Linked DNA regions of Mus musculus: region 1 is linked to region 2. A link is a loop called in an ENCODE intact Hi-C map of the cell type or tissue named here. Cell type or tissue: heart. All regions are shown on one strand. Links, peaks and the distances in the headings refer to the core of each region. The heading gives the core; the rest is flanking DNA.

What was found. A loop is a pair of places that touch in the nucleus more often than their neighbours do. Peaks named below come from ENCODE experiments on the same cell type or tissue, not always from the same donor. Only the 100,000 strongest peaks of a DNase experiment are listed, where the experiment ranks them.
Region 1: it touches region 2 in a loop (1.8-fold over the local background); 1 of 42 quality-filtered maps calls a loop at or near these places.

Annotation. Positions count from the first base shown.
Region 1 is chr5:65,547,582-65,558,433 of GRCm38, forward strand. All of the region lies in intron 1 of Ube2k (ubiquitin-conjugating enzyme E2K), which reads left to right. It overlaps Gm40309 (a long non-coding RNA gene), which reads left to right. Exons shown (of 2, transcript XR_868455.3): 2 at 1-10,852. Among named protein-coding and RNA genes, the nearest start is that of Gm40309, 11 kb to the left of the region's middle. In heart, for the core only: a CTCF peak has its summit at 4,717 (motif pointing right); no DNase peak of the experiment used is centred there.
Region 2 is chr5:65,672,887-65,683,738 of GRCm38, forward strand. The region is part of intron 2 of Pds5a (PDS5 cohesin associated factor A); the gene reads right to left. Among named protein-coding and RNA genes, the nearest start is that of Pds5a, 20 kb to the right of the region's middle. In heart, for the core only: no CTCF peak of the experiment used is centred there; a DNase peak (open chromatin) is centred at 6,105.

The DNA of each region.
Region 1 (10,852 bases), core at 2,351-6,350, 130 kb before region 2:
TGTGTTCCTTCAGTTTGCTAGTCATTGCTTTACTTACTGCCCCCAGACCTTTCCTTTTGTTTGTTTTTGTGGAGACTATCTCTGGCTGGCCTATTCTATGTAGAACAGGTTGGCTTCAAAGTCATAGATCCCCTTGCCTCTGCCTCCGCCTCCTGAGAACTGGTATTAAAGGCGTGTGCCACCACATCCTTCCAGTCCTTTCCTTTTTTACCTCTTTAAGCCAAGTTTGAGAACACATGCATATTATTTCAGCACCCAAGAAGTTGGGATAAGCAAGAAGAAATGGTCAGAACTAGATTAAGATCTACCAGGACAGGGAAATGAAGTTCTGTTTCAAAAAAAGAAAGAAATGAAACTTACTTATCCTTAAAACATTGCCTCTTCCCACTCCACCCTCCCTTTTTTTAAAAGATAGGGTCTCATTTAGACTATGCTGACCTGGATCTTTTTTTTTTTTTTTTTTTTTTTTAAGATTTATTTATTTATTTATTTATTTATTATATGTAAGTACACTGTAGCTGTCCTCAGACACTCCAGAAGAGGGCGTCAGATCTTGTTACAGGTGGTTGTGAGCCACCATGTGGTTGCTGGGATTTGAACTCCGGACCTTTGGAAGAGCAGTCGGGTGCTCTTACCCACTGAGCCATCTCACCGCTGACTTGGATCTTAATGTATAGCTAAGGCTGCTATTGAATCTTGGAACATCTAGCCTCTATGTTTGAAGTACTATGCTTATAGGTCCTGTGTGTCACCATGCATGGACAAAATGCCAGTTTTCCTTGCACCCTTAGTTTTTCATGTTCTCTGGTGTTGTCATACTTCATTACATTATAATTATTATAATATCAATATAATTATAAATATTATATTATTAATTGTACTTATGCCTGTTTGTTTTTGATAGACTTCTAGAAAACTCCTTGAAAATTCTTGGAATCCTTTTTTCTTAAGCATCTTTCAGGGCTCCTGGAATATAATGGCCTACTATTTTAAAGTGTTATCACTTTAAATCTTTGATAGGTACAGTTTGCTTTTGTGCCCTCATTCCTTTATGGCTGAGGCAGAGTCTTTTGTATTCTAGGCTATATTCTCACTTGAAATGTAAATGAAGGTGACCTTGAACTTTTTGTCTTTGGAGTGTTATACTGTTGTACAGAGTTGTGCAGAATACAGTCATACAATACCACATTCTGTTTATGGGGTACAGATATTGAACTTGTAGGATTATGTCATTCTAGGCAAGTGTTCTACCAACTGAGCTACATCCTAACCCTACTGTACTGGGGTTGTTTTTTTTTTGTTTGTTTGTTTGTTTTTTGTTTTTGTAAAGTAGATTTTTTTGTTTTTGTTTTTTGGCATTTTGAGACAGTTTTTCTGTGTAGACCTGACTGTCCTGGACTTCATTATGTAGAGCAGGCTGGCCTCAAACTCATATCTGCCTGCCTCTGCCTCCTGAGGGCTGAGATTAAAGAGGCCCACTACCACTAAAGTAGATCTTTTAAGGAATATGTGTATGTGTGCATGCATGTGTATGCCTGAGCAAGCCAGAAGAATATATCAGGTCCTCTGGAACTGGAGTTAAGGATGGTTGTGAACCACCATGTGGGTGCTGAGAATAGGACCCAGGTCCTTTGCAAAAATGATCAGTGCTGTTAACCACTGAGCCATCTCTTGAGTCCCGAGGACTAAAAAGAGTAGAGCAGTTTCTACATCTGTCAGACATTTAGTTATTTCCAGTTTATTACTGATATGCATGGGCAAGAATTTTGATTATATACGTGGTTGATATATATTGATTTCTTGTTAAGTTTTTGGATGTAGTTTAAGTGTTTTTATAAATAGTTGTCTTATAAATAAACTTTTATTTATTCCTTTATTTGGGAAAGTGCTTAAAATTAACCTTAGCCTCTCCAATGCAGGTTTATGCCATGTCTGGTTTCTAAATTAACCTAAGTGCTCCCTAAGACATCTCTGCTTCCATGCAAACCAAGTGCCTGGCATGTTATTTCATATTCAGTTATGTCTACAGACCTAGGTAGTTATGTATGTCAGACTGACAGACCTCCTCCCCATGGAGGATACTGTGTAGCTGGCGGGCCTGGAGCTCACTGTCTAGGACAGGTCTTGAACTGGAGTGTTGGATTAAGCGTGTGTGCCACTGTGTCCAGCTGTCAGGCCTGTTTCCCTTAATGTCTCTGGATTTGATCATACTTTTTGTCCTATGAGGTTTACTTTGTGAGTTGCTGCATTGTCCTTTGTGTGCCTTCTTAAGAACTGGGGATGTGCCAGGTGTGAAGCAAGATAGTACTCAGGCAGAAGCAGGCAGTCACTGAGTAGATCTCTGGTCTACACAGAGAGTTCCAGGACAACCAGGGTTACACAAGAGAAACCCTGCCTTGAAAACAAAACAAACACCCCTCCACCCTCACCCCCAAAAAACCCCAAACTGGAGATATATCCTTGAGGGTGGAGACCCAATTTCTTGGTAGTTCATTCTCCATTGCTAAGCACATTGTGGGTAAGTAGGAGGCACTTGTTTTCCTGAATAAATTTAAGAATTTTGGGGAGCTTATCCAAACCATGGTGGAAATATAATACCTTTTGCTCTGCTTCTGAGTCTAGGAAAAGATACATTGTTGAAGATGGTCTCCAGATCAAGTTGCACATCTATAGGCTACTAACTCAGGTTCTCTATTTAGAAAACTGAACACTCACATCAAGAACTAGGAAGCAAGGTAGTCAAAAGGGAATTATTTTGACTTTCTTTTGTTGTTTTTACCTTTGAAGATCTCAAGGGGCTCCTAAATAGTATATATGACATCATCTGTGTCCCTGTGCGGTTCTTTTGTTTGTTTAACTTCATATTTTTTCATTTATTCAGGTGCTTAGGTGGTTAATTAAATAGACATAGTCACTGCTTTACTGAGAAAATTTTAACCTGCCAAGGCAGTGAGAAACTGAACAGCTAGTTTTAAGTGTGTGTGTGTATAGCATAAGGGAAGCTGTAAGGTTGAGTAATTTAATTTACCCTCAGGGAGAGAGTTCTTCGGGAATAAACCGTATACTTTGAGGGTGAATTTGAATAAGCTTAGGAAGATCAGCTGTATACATATAGAAAGCTGGTAATCATAACAACTAAAGACAGAAAGATTACTCTTCTGTTTTCCTTTTTCTCTTCTCCTTAATCTTTCTTTTGAGACAGGGTCTCATATATATCCTTGGCTGTTCTGGAACTTGTTATGTATACCAGGCTGTAAACAGATCTCCCTGCCTCTTCCATCCAGTGCTGAGATTAAAAGCATCAGCTCACCTTGCCCAGCTTAATTACATTTCTTAAAATCAGTTTTTGTAAATATAAAAATTGCAGGTTTGCTTTCTATAGACAGTAGTAGAACCTATCTGAACCCCCCCCCCCCCCAGCTACTTCTTTTATCTTCCATCCACTTGTGTTTGGGACAAGGCCAGCCTTGACTTCACTGTGTAACTGAGGGTGACTTTGAATTTCTCCTTCCACTTTCCAAATGCTGTGCTTGAAGTGCATGGAATCACTAAAGCCAAGAAAAGAATGTTAGGAAGAAAATTGGCCTTTTAGCTGCGGAAAGAAAAATGATCACTGACTTTTCAACATAGTGGCCATTGGTGTCCGTCCTTGCCAGAGTTTTTATGGGAGTGGTGAAAATAGGAGTCTGATTGATTGGAGCAGGTAACTGAAAGATCAACTGTGAAAGTGGCATGAGGAGTTTTGCTTAGCAGGAGAATAGAGAAGAGAGGCTGGGGAAGTCAGGCTCAAGGGACCTTTGAAAAGAATTCTGGCAGATGATAGAGGGAATTGTATGTTGTTGGGTAGGAGAATCTGATTATGCTAGAGAATAATCAGAATTTCTTATTTTTAACAAGATTGCTTAGGGAAGTTGCAAAGTCCTTGAAAATGAACAGGAGTAGGTAGGGTGATATTCATAACAGGGTGGGAGGATTGGTCTTTAATAGAAACAGAGACACATAGGACAACGTTACGGTTCTGTTGGGATTTGTGGTCTGCACTTTACAGACCAATTAACAATGGTTGTGTTTTCTCTAGTAATGATGGCTTGGTGGCTTCGGGCAAGAGGAAAAAGGTGGTGTGGTTTTTTTAGTTAATTGGAAAATGAGTTTAACTAGCTTGGGGGCTATCAGTGAATACTATGAAAAAGAAAACATCAGTGTTGTCAAGAGTATTTTGTAAGAGAGTATTAATAAGAAATGTCCCTGAAATCTGAGAGAAATGAGGCTGTTAGAAGTGATCAAAGTGTTCATGTGGGATGGAGCCAGCTGTTGGGTTTGCAGAGCTGAAGAAAGTAAACTTAATTCAAGCCAAATGGGAGTCTAAGAACATTGACATAATTTGGGGAAAGGTATAATTTTTGTTGACAGAGATTAAGAAAGATTATCATAAGAATGGAGGCTTGTATTTTATTAACATTTGTTTTTTTTTTAAGATTTATTTATTTATTTTATGTATATGAGTACACACTGTAGCTGTACAGATGGGTGTGAACCTTCATCTGGTTGTTGGGAATTGAATTTTGGACCTCTGCCCACTCTGGTCAACCCCGCTCGCTCTGGTAGACCCACTCGGTTCTGGTCCAAAGATTTATTTATTATTATACATAAGTACACTGTAGCTGTCTTCAGATACACCAGAAGAGGGCATCAGATCTCATTACGGGTGGTTGTGAGCCACCATGTGGTTGCTGGGATTTGAACTCAGGACCTCTGGAAGAGCAGCCAGTGCTCTTACCTGCTGAGCCATCTCACCAGCCCCCAACATTTGTTAAGAACACAGTTCTTTTTGCTTTTCGTGGGAATTTTAAACATGTACAAATATTATGCTTGGGGGATGATTCAGTGGTTAGGAGCATTTGTTACTCTTGCAGAGAGAGGACCTGGGTTTGATTCCTTAGCACCTCTGTGGTGTGGTAGCTTACAGCTATCCATAACTCCAGTTTCAAGGATCTGATGCCTTCTTCGGATCTCTGTAGGCCCAAGGCATGTACACGGTGCACATGCATCCATGTAAGCAAATCCATCCATCCATTTCATGTACACAAAATCAATTTAAAAAAACGTATGCACAAAAAGATAATAAAAGTAGGGAATATACAGTTTTTCATCTATTAAAGCAGCAGTTCTTAATCTTCCTAAGGCTGTAACTTAATACAATTACTCATTTTATGGTGACTCCAACCATAAAACTATTTCATAATTGTAATTTTCTACTGTTATGAATTGTTATGTAAATATCTTGGTATACAGGATATCTGCTATGCGACTCCTGTCAAAGTGACCCTAACTCAAACCGATGGACCCACAGGTTGAGAACGGCTTTACTAGATTGTTCCTGATGCCAGTATCACTCTTATTAGTCCTGATGATTTTCTCAATTGTAACTCAAATTTATTGAGGTAGAATTCTGGCATAATGAGAATTGCATGAGGTATGTTGGTATATAGATCAGATCTTGTTTACTGGGTTGCAGAGGCAGGATCCCAAGTTAAAGGACTCTCTCTCACACAATGGTTCTGGGGGAGTCAGCTCAGTTTGCCCAATCACACAGTAGACTGTACCTTCAATCAACCAGGATAGTTCTCTAGTGCTAACAAATGGTTCCCTTCCCTTTTGTTATTCCTTTTGGGGGGGGGTTGTTTTTTTTTTTTTTTTTTTTTTTTTTAAAGATTTTATTTATTTATATGTAAGTACACTGTAGCTGTCTTCAGACATTCCAGAAGAGTGAGTCAGATCTCGGATGGTTGTGAGCCACCATGTGGTTGCTGGGATTTGAACTGGGGACCTTCGGAAGAGCAGTCGGGTGCTCTTACCCACTGAGCCATCTCACCAGCCCATGGGGGGAGGTTTCAAGACAGGGTTTCTCTGTATAGCCCTGGCTGTCTTGGAACTCACTCTGTAGACAAGGCTGGCCTCAAACTCAGAAATCCACCTGCCTCTGCCTCCCAAGTGCTGGAATTAAAGGCATGCGCCACCACTGCCCGGCTCCTTTTGTTACTCTTGGTCAGTTTGTACTGTCATAATTAAACTATACTGAGAAACTCAATTTATTTCTTAGAAATCTGAGAACAGATGGCAGAACAGTCAGGCTCTGTTAAGGGCCCTTTTGGCCTATAGATTTGTCCTCATTTGAAGGGGTGAGGAGGAAGCTCTTGGTTTCTCTTATAAAGGAAATCCCCAGTAGTGCCAAAAGCAAAAATGGAATCCTGTGCTGATTGTTCTATACTTGCCTCTTTCTTTTTTTAAGTTAACTGTTTATCTTTAAGGATTGTCTTGGTCAGTGTTTTATTGCTGTGAAGAGGCACTAAGACCACAGCAACTATTATAAAGGAAAGCATTTAATTGGGGCTGGCTTACAGTTCAGAGGTTTAGTTCATTATCATCATGGAGGCATGCAGGCAGACTCTGGGGAGGTAGCTAAGAGTTGTTGTATATCAGAATTGGCGGGCAGCAGGAAGAGAGTGACACTGGGCCTGGCTTGTGCATTTGAAACCTCAAAGCTCACCCCCAGTGACACTATCTCCAACAAGGCCTCTCCTATTCCAACAAGGCTACACCCTCTAATCCCTGTCAAGTATCACCACTTCCTAATGACCAAATACATGAGCATATGGGGATCATTACTATTCACACAACTGCGGGGATATTGTAAATTAGTGGACATAGAGCCAGTTTAAGAAAAATAGCTATGGGACTGGAGGGACAGCGAAGCGAGCGGTTTAAGAGTTTGTTGCTCTTGTTGAAGACCTGTGTAGCCCCTAGCATCCACATGGTTGCTCACAAACATTAGTAACTGGTTGCTGGGGAGCCAATGCCCTCTTCTGACCTCTTTGGGCATTAGGTATGCACATGGTGCATATACATCCATGTCAGCAGAACACTTACACACATAAAGTAAATCTTTTTTTTTTTTTTTTTAAGAATTATTTTGTGTATATGAGTACACTGTCTCTGTCTTCAGACACACCTGAAGAGGGCATCGGATCCCATTACAGATAAATGTGAGCCACCATGTGGTTGTTGGGAATAGAACTCAGAACCTCTGGCAGAGCACTCAGTTCTCTTAACCACTGAGCCATCTCTCCAGCCCATAAAATAAATCCTAAAACAAAAAGAAAAGTAGCTATGTAAGTGGCATTCTCTTATTGGATTATCATAATTTCAAGTTTTTAACTTTTCTACTTACGACCTTATCCAAGGGCAGACTGTAATAAAATATTTCTCTCGAGTGGGCCTTGTTTAGGGCAGAATACTGTGGATTTATTTCAGTAGCTCACCTTTCTCTTCCCCTGCTGGAGTTCCTTCTCTCTTTTCTTTTTTCCTTTTTTTTGGTTTTTCGAGACAGGGTTTCTCTGTATAGTCCTGGCTGTCCTGGAACTCACTTTGTAGACCAGGCTGGCCTCGAACTCAGAAATCGGCCTGCCTCTGCCTCCTGAGTGCTGGGATTAAAGGTGTGTGCCACCATGCCCGGCTTGGAGTTTCTTCTCTTATATGTCATTTTGAGGACCAGGTTCAGAAAATTTGGTAACTTCCAGGGAATTCTTAATTGCTTGGATTTGTGCTTACTTATGCTTCCAGCCATGCATCCATCACTATACACTGGCACATTGTACATTGGTCTGAGTTCCTACAGAGAGCATCATGAGAGTCTGCTCTGTGATTTGTGATCCCCCTTCTCTGCACCTCCAGCAGTTTGTTCTTTGACTTGAGCTGTTGATTTTCAGTTTGTTCAGGTTGCTGTGGTTGCTTTTTTTTTTTTTTTCTCCTCCTGCTTTTGTCATTCTCTATGTCGTCTTTGTAGTGCTCTTGAAGGAACAGAGGGTTTTTGTACATATTATATAGATCCCACATCCTCATTCCTTTGTGTCTTCTAGTATGAGTGATGACTTTCAAACATTTTATATGATAAAACAAATGAGAAGATTCAGAGTGTGTGTGTGTGTGTGTGTGTGTACAAATGGAACCCAGAGGACAATTTTAGGTATCATTCTTCAGGTTTTTATTTAATTTTACTTTTTGAGACAAGGTCTGTCATTAGCTAGGAACTTGGCAAATGGCCTAGGCTGTATATGGGCTGTGAGCTTTAGGGATCTCTTGGTATCTGCCTCCTCAATGCTGGGATTGTGAATGAGTGCAGTAGTCTGCCTGCATGTGTGTATGTGCCGCCGATCCTCTGGAACTGGAGTTACAGATGGTTGTGAAACTACCTTATGGGTGATAGGAACTCAACCTGGGGACCCTTGCAAGAGTGGTGGCTTAAACCTCTGAGCAATCTTGCTGGCCCCCTCCCCCTTCTTTGTTTTTATTTTTGAGACAGGGTCTACTGTGTAGTCCTGGCTAGCCTTAATCATAGAGTTTTGCCTGCCTCTGCCTCCCAAGTGCTGGGATTAAAGTTTTGTGCCACTCTATCCATCCCATACTACTTTAGGTTTTGGGATTGTTGTTGTTTTTTTAATAGCTTTTAAATTTATTTTTTAAAAATTGTATGTGTATAGGTGTTTTATCTGTATGTATACCATGTGGATGCCTAGTGTTCATAGATGCCTGAGAGGGCCTTGGGACTGGAGTTACAGACAGATATGAGTTGCCTTGTGGGTGTAGGAATTGAACCCAGGTCCTCTGGAGGAGGTGCTCATTCCAGGTCCTATCATATTACTTTTAATACAGTATTATCTTTGCAAGCCTGTTGGTATTACTTTGCTTTGCATTAACTTTAAGATAGGGTCTTAAGATTATCTTCTTCAACTTCCTTAAGTGCTAAAATGATAGGGTTAATAAAACCACGCCCGGCTTTAGTTCTTTTTTAAAAGATTTATTTATTTATTTTATGTATATGCGCACACTGTAGCTGTCTTCAGACACACCAGAAGAGGGCATTGGATCCCATTACAGATGGTTGTGGGCCACCATATGGTTGTTGGCAGTTGAACTCAGGACCTCTGGAAGAGCAGCCAGTGCTCTTAACCTCTGAGCCATCTCTCCAGCCCCTTTAGTTTTTTAGATATAGTTTTTAGTGCTATCACCTCACTGGAAGGAGTTTAATTGGCATTTGCATTGAATTTGTGGATTAAATTGGAAGAAATTGGGTTTTGACACATTTTTGAGCCTTACTGTCCTTGAATACAGAACATCTGTACATCTTTAGAATTTTTAGTTTTCTGCATATTTGTGTATGTGTGTATACTCCAGTGTGCCCTTGTGCATGTTAGAGTGTATGTATTTGGAGACCAGAGGTCAAACCCCCCCCCCCCCCCCCAGCTGTTCTGTCTACCCTTTATTTTTAAGTCTGGATTTCTCTCTGGGATCTGAGGATCACTCATAAGGCCAATCTGGCTGGCCAGTGAACCTCAGGGGGAGTCCACTTCCATAGTGCTGGGTTTGCAAGTGTTTGTGTGATTGGAATTACAGGTGAGCCACCTGCCTCACACCCTCAGCATTCATGTGGGTTTCTGGAAATCTGAATTTAGGTCTCCAGGATTAGGTGAAAAAACTTCACTGTGAGATGTTTTAGAGGTGTTAGTAATTTCAAGAGAAAGATACATGACTTGAGAGTAATAGGACTTGGGCTTGATGTCACATACCTTTAATCTCAGTCTCTACAAGTGAATCTCTGTGAGCTCAAGGCCAGCCAGGTCTGCATAGTATCAGGATAGCCAGGCTACATAGTTTGCCCCATGCCCCTCCCCCAACAACAAAGGCTATAGGAAGTAATGTTTAGGGCTTAGTCACTATATATTAGTAGATAGTCTCAGAACAGTGTTCCTCAACCTTCCTAATGCTGCCCTTTAACACAGTTCCTCATGATATGGTAACCACCAACTATAAGATGATTTTTGTTATACATTTTAATCTCTTTACAAGCTTCTTCCCATTACAACTGCTGGGTGACTTCAAAGATTCAAATTGAATTATCAGGTCACTTTAGTTTTTCTTTTCATCCTTTTAATCTTGCATTATCTAGCTCCTGTCTACTTCCTACTCCATCATTCTTACTTTCTTATGTTGTACTTACTTCTTTATATTGGGGACTTTTCAGTTTCCAAACATGCTAAACCTCCTCTCTGTTTTACTGAGGATGGACTTGCTGTGTGATAGGTCAAGTTTCTAAGTTGGGCTTTTATTATTTTTGAGACAGGGTCTCTGTGTAATCCTGGCTGCCCTGGAACTTGGGATATATATAGGTCAAGTCAGTCTCCTGAGTATGGGAATTATAAAGTTTATAGTTTGTTCTTTTAAAAGTAGCTTTCTCAACTAACCAGTACCCCGGAGCTCGTGACTCTAGCTGCATATGTATCAGAAGATGGCCTAGTCGGCCATCACTGGAAAGAGAGGCCCATTGTACTTGCAAACTTTATATGCCCCAGTACAGGGGAACACCAGGGCCAAGAAGTGGGAGTGGGTGGGTAGGGGGATGGGCGGGGGAGGGTATGGGGATAGCACTGGAAATGTAAATGAAGGAAAATACCTAATAATAATAAAAAAAAAATACCATGCCAAAAAAAAAAAAAAATAGCTTTCTCAGCCAGACAGTGGTGGCGCACACCTCTAATCCCAGGACTCGGAGGCAGAGGCAGGCGGATTTATGAGTTCGAGGCCAGCCTGGTCTACAGAGTGAGTTCCAGGACAGCCAGGGCTACAGAGAGACCCTGTCTGGAAAAACCAAAAAAAAAAAAAAAAAAAAAGAAAAAGAAAAAAGTAGCTTTTCAAGGAAGTCTCTTTTTAGATATTTTTCTCTATTAAGTACTCTGATGCTTGATGCTTGCTTTCTTTGTTTCTTTTCTTTTTCTTTTTTCTTTCTTTTTTTAAATTT
Region 2 (10,852 bases), core at 3,974-7,973:
TCTAGCCCACTGTAAGAAAGTCCTTAGGACAAGAGGTCCTAAGTTGTATAAGTAGAGAAAATGGGGATCGGGGCATACAGGTGAATGCCTTTGGTCCCTGTACTTGGGAGGTAGAGACAAACAGATCTGAGTTCCAGGCCAGCCTGGCCTACATAGTAAGTTCCAAGACAATCAGAACTACATACTGAGATCCTAAGTGAACCATGAAGTGCCAAGACAGCAAGCAGCACTGTTCTATGGTTTCTGCTTCAGGCTCCTCCCCTACTTGAGCTAATGCTTACTCCCTTGGCTTCCCTCAATGATGGACATGTAAGTCAAATAAAGCTGTTCTCCCCAAGCTAGTTTTGGTCATGGAGTTTACCACAGCAATAGAAAGTAAACCAGAATGGAAGTATATATAAAATTACTTACTATGACTAAGTAGGATTTATATCAGGAATGCAAGGTTGGTTTAATAGCTGAACATCAATCAAGCAACAGAATACATATTATTAAAATATAAAACAAAATCATGCAAAGATGCAGAAAAAGTATTTCACAAAATCTAAAACTTATTGATGAAAACAAAAATATCCATACTCAGTATAAGTATGAGGGTGAAGATGTTCCTTTATGGGATTCTGTGAGAGAGAAGAAAGTTCTGAGGAATAGATTGGAATCAACATGGAAGTGACAAGACAGCTAAAAGGCATGGGAACCAGAAAGGCAACCTAAGAAATGCAGAAGGCAGTCTGTAAATTACTCCTCCGATTCTGTCTATCAACCCAGGGTGAGAGGCTGAAGACAAAACCAAAAGCTAAGACTTGCAGCTCTGTGACAACAAACTAACAGTCTTAACTACCAGAGAGAACAACACCTCTCAGAAGCCTTAAATCCAGTGCAGAGAAGTATTTGTGACAGCGATCCCTCCTGTAATGACAGACTAGCACTGGACAAGATCAACTTACTGCTGCCCCTATAGCTCAGAATGTGCCAGCTCAGCACCATCACAGAAGGGACCTTCTGTTTTTGCTTTAGTTTGTTTTTGAGGACTGAGCTATTCTAGAAATCTTCTAGAAATCTAGAAACAAGTCAGGGAGTCTAAGGACATGAGGCCACAGTGTACAGATGAAGAAAAACCACAGAAGCAGCTATGGCAAGAGAAAGGGTTGGCTGTGGGCCTACTGAGAAGTTGAAACAGCAGAGCTCAGGCTATGGAGCTTAGATTATTGGTGATACAGCCCTCGGAATGAAAGAACAATCACCTGTGCTCTGAGCCATGTCCAAAATACTGCCCAGCATCTGGCACTACCTCACTACCAAGTACAGTTTGCTGCAAGGCAGGACTGAGACCCTAAACCCAAACCTGGTGAATCTGGATTACTGCATTTCTGTAGCTTCCTCCCTTATAGGATGGCTTACAGCTGCACAAGGTCTGAAAGCACCAGACCAGTAGACTGAGTGGTTCCCTCAGATCCGCTCCTGTGTAAAGCTCAATGCTGTCTGCTTCCAACGCTCATATGTGCTCAGAGGACATCCTTCAACTTGGATATCTGCTGTCCCACCCCATGTATCCCCACCCCTACCCATGAACAAGCTAGAAGACCTCATGAGAACCTGACCAGCATATATGCCTATAGCTTGTTGGAACAAGAAGTGGCAAAGAAATTTCTAAAGTTAATAAAGTCCTTAAAGACTATAACCAGCCGGGCAATGGTGGCACACACCTTTAATCCCAGCACTCGGGAGGCAGGCGGATTTCTGAATTCGAGGCCAGCCTGATCTACAAAGTGAGTTCCAGGACAGCCAGGGCTACACAGAGAAACCCTGTCTCGAAAATCAAAAAAAAAAAAAGACTACAACCAAAAAGTGCATAGGCATTGTACGGATTTTTTTTTTCTTCCTTTAGTCAAGTTGGCACTAACTAGAGTCACTTGGGAAGAGAGAAATTCAATTGAAGCATTTGCTTCACTAGATTAGCCTATGGGATATTTTCTCAGGTGTTTATTAATGTAGCCCCGTGCCCATTTCTAGGCAGCTGGGCCAACCAAGGGAAGCAAACCAGTAAGCAGCATTCCTCTGTGATTTTTCAGTCTCCACTTGGGCTTGAGTTTGTACTCCGACTTTTCCTCAGTGATGAATTGTGATCAGGATATGTGAGACAAATAACTCCTTTCTTCCCCAAGTTGCTTTTGGTCAATGGTGCTTATCAGAGTACCAAAAGCAATCTAGAAAAAAAATTGTGCTAACTACTTTTAGCAAAGTAGCAGCATTAATTTAAAAAAAAGAAAAAAGCTGGGTGCAGTGGTGGTGCACACCTTTAATCCCAGCACTTAGGAGGTAAAGAAAGAAGGACTAGCAGTTCCGGTCACTCCTAGAAAAACAGTTTAAAAAGGCCAGTTTGCACTATAAAACCCTGTTCAGGAAAAGGGGGAGGGAGGGAGGCTGCAGAGACAGCACAGTGCTGATGAGCACCTGTTGCTCTTATAGATTTGGACCCCAACACCCGAGTGGGAGTTCACAAGCATCCAATCCCAGGGAGTGTAAATCCCTTGTCTGACCTCAGGGGACATCAAGCACACATGTGGTGCATATACATAGTAGACAAAACATTCAAGCACATAAAATTTTTAAAATATATTTAAAAGAAAAAGAGAAAGAAAAAATTCTAAAAATAGGAGCCATTAAGATGGATTAGTAGGTAAACGCCTGTGCTGCCAAGCTGGGAACATGAGTTTGATCTCTGGGATCAATGTGGAAAGGGGAGAGAAAGACTCCTACAAGTTGTCCTTACTATCCATGAACACACACCTTAATAAATGCAAAATATTAAAAAATACTACAAGTAAACCTAATGAAAAAAGTGAAAGAGTTCAACAGTAAAAACTATAAAGCTCTGAAGAAGCAGCTGTGAGAACCACTGTAGGACTGAAAGGCTGCCTCTCACGCTTAGGGACCAGCAGAGCTAATGCTGTGAGACAGCCCTGTTATTCAAGCTGACCGACACTTTCAATGCAATGCCACCCTCCAGGGACTGAGTTTTCAGAACTAGAAATAGAAAAAAAAATCCTAAAATTCATATGAAACCATAAAAGACCCTGAACAGCCAAAGCAAGTCTAAAAAGAAAAATTGTGGATGTACCCTTGATTTTAAATTATACTTCAAAAACCACAAACAAACAAAAATCAGTCCACTGACACAAAATAGATATGATAACCAATGGAACAGAACAGAGGAGCCAAACACACACAGTCCACTGACAGGGACCTAATTCTTGACTTTTGACAATGGTGCCAAAAGTATACACTAAAGAAGAAAGATCTTTTTGCTGGGCTTAGCTATACATGCCTTTAACTCCAGTGTACCAGGGGCAGAGGCAGGAAGATCTCTATAAAGAGAATCTCTTGTGCAATGAGTTAAAGGTCAGCCTGGTTCTTGGGTTCTGGACCAGCAGGGCAATACAGTGAGAACCCATCTCAAACAAACCAAGCCAAGACCAACCAACCAAAGACCTTAGTACTCTCCCAATGGACCCAAGCCATAGTCTGCAGAAGCTGACACACTGGCCACACACTGGGAGGGGTGGACTCAGGAAAGACAAAAGAATCCTGGAAAAAGGGAAAGTACAAGGACTCAACTGATTACAGGGCTGGAGAGATGGCTCAGCGGTTAAGACTCATATACATAAAATCAATATATCTTTAAAAAACATTATACACCGGGCGTGGTAGCACATGCCTTTAATCCCAGCACTTGGGAGGCAGAGGCAGGTGGGATTTCTGAATTTGAGGCCAGCCTGGTCTACAGAGTGAGTTCCAGGATAGCCAGGGGGCTATACAGAGAAACCCTGTCTTGAAAAAAGAAAAAAAATATTACAAAGCAACAATAATTAAGACAGTGTGGTATGATGCAAAAACATAGAAATCAATGGAAATGAATTAATTCTCTTCAATAGAAACGAATTCTTTTTTTAAAGGTGTATTTATTTATTTGAAATATATGCGTATACTGTAGCTGTCTTCAGACACACCAGAAGAAGGCATCAGATTATTCCATCAAAGATGGTTGTGAGCCACCATGTGGTTGCTGGGATTTGAACTCAGGACCTCTGGAAGAGCAGTCAGTGCTCTTAACTGCTGAGCCATCTCTCCAGCCCCAGAAACTAATTTTCAACAACAGGATAAAACAATGGAGGAAAAAGGGCTTTTTAATAAATGGCATAAGAGAAGGAAAAATAATGATCTTTAAGATGGTGTAAGGAGCTGGGGAGGCAGATTGGCAAGCAGATCTCTGAGTCTGAGGCAAGCCTGGTCTACAAAGTGAATTCCACGACAGCCAGGGCTGTTACACAGAGAAACCCTGTCTAGTGGGGAAGGGGGAGTTATAAAGAGAATTGAATGTCCACATGCAAACAAATCAAATTAGACCCTTATCTTGAAATACAGAAAAATGGATTAAGGATTTAAGAATTTAAACTGGGCCTAGAAAGATGGTTCAGCAGTTACGACCAGCACTTGCTCTTGGAGGACTCAGGTTTGATTCTCATCAGCCATATGGTGGGCACAGGCACCTGTAGTTCCGGTTCTACTCTGACCTCCTTAGGCTCCAGACACATACACGATACACATACATACACATAGGCAAACTCACATATATAAAACAAATCTTTAAAAAAAGAGGAACTAAAACTGTAAAAATGGCAGGGCAGTGGTGGTACACGCCTTTAACCCCAGCACTTGGGAGGCAGAGGCAGGAGGATTTCCCAGGACAGCCAGGGCTACACAGAGAAACCCTGTCTCAAAAAAAATAAAATAAAAAATCCATAAAAACATTAGAAAAAAACAAAGTCATAAGTCTTTGTGATCTTGATTAAAGTAATGGATTCTTAGATATAATACCAATAAAGCAAGCAACAAAAGAAAACAGAGAAACTAAACTAATTAATTAAAAAAAGAAACCAGACTATCAGTTAATAGAAGAAAAAAAAAACAACATGAGCATGGACAATTTTTTTTTAAAAATCGTGTTTCTATTAAGGTATTTGAAATATATATATATATATATATATATATATATATATATATATATATATATATATTTGTTATTTTGGTGTGTGTATTATTTGTGTGGTGCTGAGGAGTGTACATGTTAGATCTCACACATGTGGAAGTCAGGACAACTTGAAGTTTATCCTCTCCTATCGAGTGAGTCCTGGGACTCTCACTCAGGTCCCTAGGCTTGACCACAAATGCCCTTACACTCCGTACCACACAAATAAGCAAATGTGATTTTTTAAAAGATTTTAATCTTTTTAGAACAAGAAAGATGTACAAGTTGCTAATCAACACATCTAAAGATTTACACAAAAAAGACAAATCAAAGCCGGGCGTGGTGGCGCACGCCTTTAATGCCAGCACTCAGGAGGCAGAGGCAGGCGGATTTCTGAGTTCGAGGCCAGCCTGGTCTACAGAATGAGTTCCAGGACAGCCATGGCTACACAGAGAAACCCTGTCTCGAAAAACCAAAAAAAAAAAAAAAAAAGGCAAATCAAAACTAAAAGGAAGCTAGCTGTGGTGGCATACTTTTCTAATTCCAGGGCTCAAAAGGTAGAGGCAAGATCAGGAGTTCAAGACTAGCCTTGGCTACATGGGAAGCTTCAGGCTAACCCAGGATCTAAGAGACACTGTCATAGGCTGTTTAAGTGGAAACTTAAGGGTTCTTTGGAGGATCAGTTGTGTTGGATGATGTTTTGCTGTGGCAAACATATGAAGGAGTGTTTAGCTGAAGCAGACACAGGTGAAAGGATATTCTGCTAAAGCAAGCAAGTGAAAGGACAGGTAAAAGAAAAGGTCAGTTGTTTGCTAAGACAGGCATATGTTGGTCCACATTACATTGCATAGTTGAGCTGCATTTGTTGGGATTCCATAGCATCAAAACTTACTGGTGGTGCGCTGCCGGTTTCTTGCCACTTCTGAGGACTAAGGCCGATTTGGAAGGGTGATGTCAGCTAAGACAGACTCACATACACAAGACATGTGGCAAGGCAAGACCAGTACAGGGCTTGTGACGTTTGGAGGGAGTATAAATAGTACTTGACGGACTGTGAGAACAGTTTGGGTTGCTTGTAGAGCTAGCTGCAGCACTTTACTGAGAAAGAGACACACACGCGAGAACTTCTGTTGGCCCTAGTCCCTCCTGCTAACTCATGCCAATTCAGCTGAGGTCTGGCTGTTCATGCTAAGGCATGCCACTGCTACTGAGTTTGCTATCCCAACTCTACCAAACTGGACTGCTGGTGTATCTGTGAAGTGTTTGCAAGTGAATCAAGCTACCACTGCTGACCTGTGAACTCAACTGCTCATTTCCTGACAACACAGATGGGAGTTGCTCCACAGAACCTTTCTAAACAGGTCCATTTCTCCCATGTCCTTTCTTTTCCACTACCTCTGTTGGGTAGTGGGTTAGAAGTGAGGTTAAAACATTTAAGAACCATCATTAAAAATAGGGTTTGAAAAAATTAAAGTTACAGGATGTGATGGTAATCCCAGCACTTGGAATGCAGAGTTGAATCTCTGCTCTATACAAACAGTGTGACAGAGAAACTGACTAGAATTCTTCTCTATAAGAGAAGAGAACTTGTGTGGGGCAGGGAGAAGGTGTGAGATGTGGAGCGGTCAGATGGTAGATTGGGGGGGATGGAATATGGAGTGTAAAAAATAAAAATAAAATAATTTTTTTTTAAAAAAAGGAAGAGAACTCAAGGAAAGAGATTTTTAATCTATATCTTCTATTGCTGATAAATATTAATCCAGGAATAGATACAAATCCTCAATAAATTTCTAAATCCAGAATTCCCAACTAAGAATTCAGACTTGCAATTAATTAGAGATCAAGGACCCAATTATTTTGGCTTTCATAACTCTCCACAAAATGACCATGTGCCCTCAATATGCTCCAGAAAGGTCAAATCATACTTGCAGTCTTAGCTTAACTATTGGCAGCAGCTCTAACTTGTCTCACCAGTGTTCATCTTTATAAAACCTTAGAAGCACCTAGGTTTCACAACTCATTTCACAACTGTTTCACCTCCAGCATCCTTAACTGCACAATTTCCTTTCAAAACCTATGAACTCTTCTCTTTTTTTGTCCTTAGTGAATCTATTTACCTTGAACATGAACTCTAAATCAAATTGTGTTGTCACTCTTGCCTTACTTCCTCCCTAACAATGTGGAACTAAACAGCCATTTCAACCCTGCTTTAGTGTTATCCTAGAGTACCAACCTGAAGGTCATGGGTCTTCAGCCTGGAGAGTTTCTACAGTCACATACGTCAAGCCAACCAGGGCACTGTGCAATACAGACAGATACTCATTCTACTCCAATCTCCAAAATTAACCTCTTACTTACAGTAATAGTAGGACACTATAAGGATAATTATATTTTGGGCTTACTAAGATACCAGGTGTCAATTCAGTTCTGTCTTTTAATGAACAGATGACCTAAATTAAATATGCTATTCTTTCTGTGATTGGAAAATAAAGACAGAAACAAAATTGTGATGTCTAGACGTGATAGAAAAAGTGTCAATTCTACTAACAGACAAAAATCCCCATACTTCATCCATTCTAAGGCTACATTTTAACACCTATTGAGTGGGGTGTGTCTTACAATAACCGGCAGCAGAGGACAAGAGAACTAGCAACTTACCCTTGTACACATTAGACTCTGAAAACCCTGCACTGCTAAGCATAGCATTTATATGTAATCCAACACTTCCAACAGCAGGATCCTGAGTTCAAGGTCATTCTCAATTATATGGGAAGGCTGAGATCTGATAGTGTTACAAGAAGCACTTTCTCAAAGAAATAAAGCAAAAAAAGAAAAATATCAGTTAACACTTCTTAACATTATGTGCAAAATACATACCACAATAACTAGGTTTTAAACAGATGAAAAGAGCTGGGAGAGGCACAGGCCTTTAAGCCCAGAGGCAGTGAGTTTGTGGTGCACCTAGTCAGCAGACAAGAGTTCCAGGACAGCCAGTGCCATAGAGAGAGACAGTGTCTCAGAAAACAAAAACAAACAAACAAAAAACTAAGGGGATCTGCAAGATAAGCAAACACAGATACGAACTCAATTCCTAAAACCCACAAGGTAAAAGTAGAGACAATGTGTGTCCACATGTACATATATATAAAAACAATCAATCAATAAACAGAATTTTACGTGAGAAAAAGCAAGTACAATGGTGCAAGCTTGTAATCCCAATCCTTGGTAGGTACAGGTAGGAAGATCATGACTTTAAGATCATCCTCGAGTGTACAGAATGTGCAAAATTAACCTGTGTTATAAGATATAAGAGATCCTATCTCAAAACATTCTCAAAATCTAAATGTGAACAGTTTCAAGAATAATAACCAGGGGCTGGAGAGATAGCTCAGCGGTTAAGAGCACTGACTGCTCTTCCAGAGGTCCTGAGTTCAATTCCCAGCAACCACATGGTGGCTCACAATCATTTAAATAGGATCCAATGCCATTTTCTGGTGTGTCTGAATACAGTTATGACATATTCATATACATAAAGTAAATTCTTCTTTTAAAAATGAATAACGGAGCCAGGCATGGTGGCGCACGCCTTTAATCCCAGCGCTCAGGAGGCAGAGGCAGGTGGATTTGAGTTCGAGGCCTGCCTGGTCTACAGAGTGAGTTCTAGGACAGCCAGGGCTACACAGAGAAACCCTGTCTCGAAAAACAAACAAACAAAAAAGTTTGTCCAAATATTAGAATTTAATTGGTGAGGAGCTGCAGGTCATAGTGCCCATGATCTCTGCAGCCATCCCACAGTGACCATGGGGGAGACAGACCAGTGGAATGGCTCGTGGTTAGTCAGGTATGTGTCCTCACCCGTCAAACCTCAGTAAGGTTCTATTTTTAAACTGTAAAATATGCTCTAGACTAGTGACAAACTGCTATTTCTATCACTGAACAAAGGTCTAAAAACTGAAGGTAAAAATCAGAGGGCCCCTTTCACTATTATACTTAAGACCATAGTCAATTTTTTTGCTTCCACCTTAACATTTGGTCAGCTAATTTATGGTTTGGGTTTTCATGAGAAGAATGTATCCAATAACCTTAGAATACAGCTTTAGTTCTACACTTTGTAAATGAGACTGTCAGCCAACTACTTTGAGCTCTCTCTTCAGGCAGATGAAGCAGTTGAGGAGGATTTCACAGTGAGGGTTCAGTTAAATGATCCCAAGTACTGTAAGAAAACCAGTTAGGGGCTGGTGAGATGGCTCAGTGGGTAAGAGCACCCGACTGCTCTTCCGAAGGTCAGGAGTTCAAATCCCAGCAACCACATGGTGGCTCACAACCATCCGTAACGAGATCTGACTCCCTCTTCTGGAGTGTCTGAGGACAGCTACAGTGTACTTACATATAATAAATAAATAAATAAACAAATCTTTAAAAAAAAAAAAAAAAGAAAACCAGTTAGCTACAAAAGAAGAGCAAGAGGAAACCTAACCTGGAAATTAGATGGTCTAGACGTGTTTCTCAAATCCTAAGTGGTATAGAGTCAAGTGACGTATTTTGTTTTTAATTTTTTTAAAAAAGATTTATTTATTTATTTAATGTATGTGGGTACACTGTTGCTGTCTTCAGACACACCAGAAAAGGGCATCGGATCCTATTACAGATGGTTGTGAGCCACCATATGGTTACTGGGAATTGAACTCATGACCTCTGGAAGAATGGTCAGTGCTCTTAACTGCAGAGCCATCTCTCCAGCCCTTGTTTTTAATTTTAATATACTTATAAAATAAAAAAAAATAATGCACTTGATCAGATACTATTACACTGAGAAACAACCTGTAAACAGAAACTCAACACCCAATGTATAATGCACGGAACTAAAAGCTCTTAGGGGCTGGAAGACAACTCAGTGTTAAAGAGCACTTGTTCTTCCATAAAATCTGGGATTGGCCCCCTACAAAGACACAGGAGCACACAACTACCTATAAGTTGTTCCAGGACATACCCTCTGCAGGCACCAGGCACATACATCAAGTACAGATACATGCAGACAAAACACCTATACAGATTAAATATGTAAAATTGTAAAGAAACAAACAAAAAAAGCTCCTAGGTGATGCCAGGTATAGTGGTACATGCCTTTTACCTCAACACGCAGGATGCAAAGACTATGGGATCTGACTAAGAGGCCAGCGCTTTCCAGAGACTATTACTTTTAAATAAATAAATAAATAAATAGGGGTCGAGAAGAGAGACAGGACCTAGAAAAATGGCTCTGCCAGTCGACAAAGTGCTTACTGTACAGCATGAGGACCTACATTCAGATCCCAGTGCCTTTGTACAAGCTGGGGATGTGGTGACTCATACCTATAATCAATCCCAGAAAGCAAAGGGGAAACTGGGAGAGACAAGCATCTCAAGGGCTTAGCATCCGGCCAGTCAAACCAAAAAGGTAAACCCCAAATCCAGTGAGAGACCCAAGAAATAAAGTGGAGATCAGAAGAAGATACATACTCTGGCCTCCACTCCTGTGTGCATACCATCCCGGTGTCATGTGCACAGAAATGCATACACACAAAAAACTTTAGTGAACAATGAATTAAAACAACAAACATAAACAAGGGTAATTTGGACAGAGAAGTGGAATTGATCCCAAACTGTCAGACAACATTAATTAGTTAAGGGGGGGGGGGGGGGGATAAGAAATAAACATTTGAAGAGTTAACTGTTGAATGTTTCTCAAAAATAACAAAAGATAGGCTAGGTGTGGTGGCACATGCCTTTGATCCCAGCACTTCAGAGATAGAGGCAGAATTGAGTTCAAAGCCAGCCTGGTCT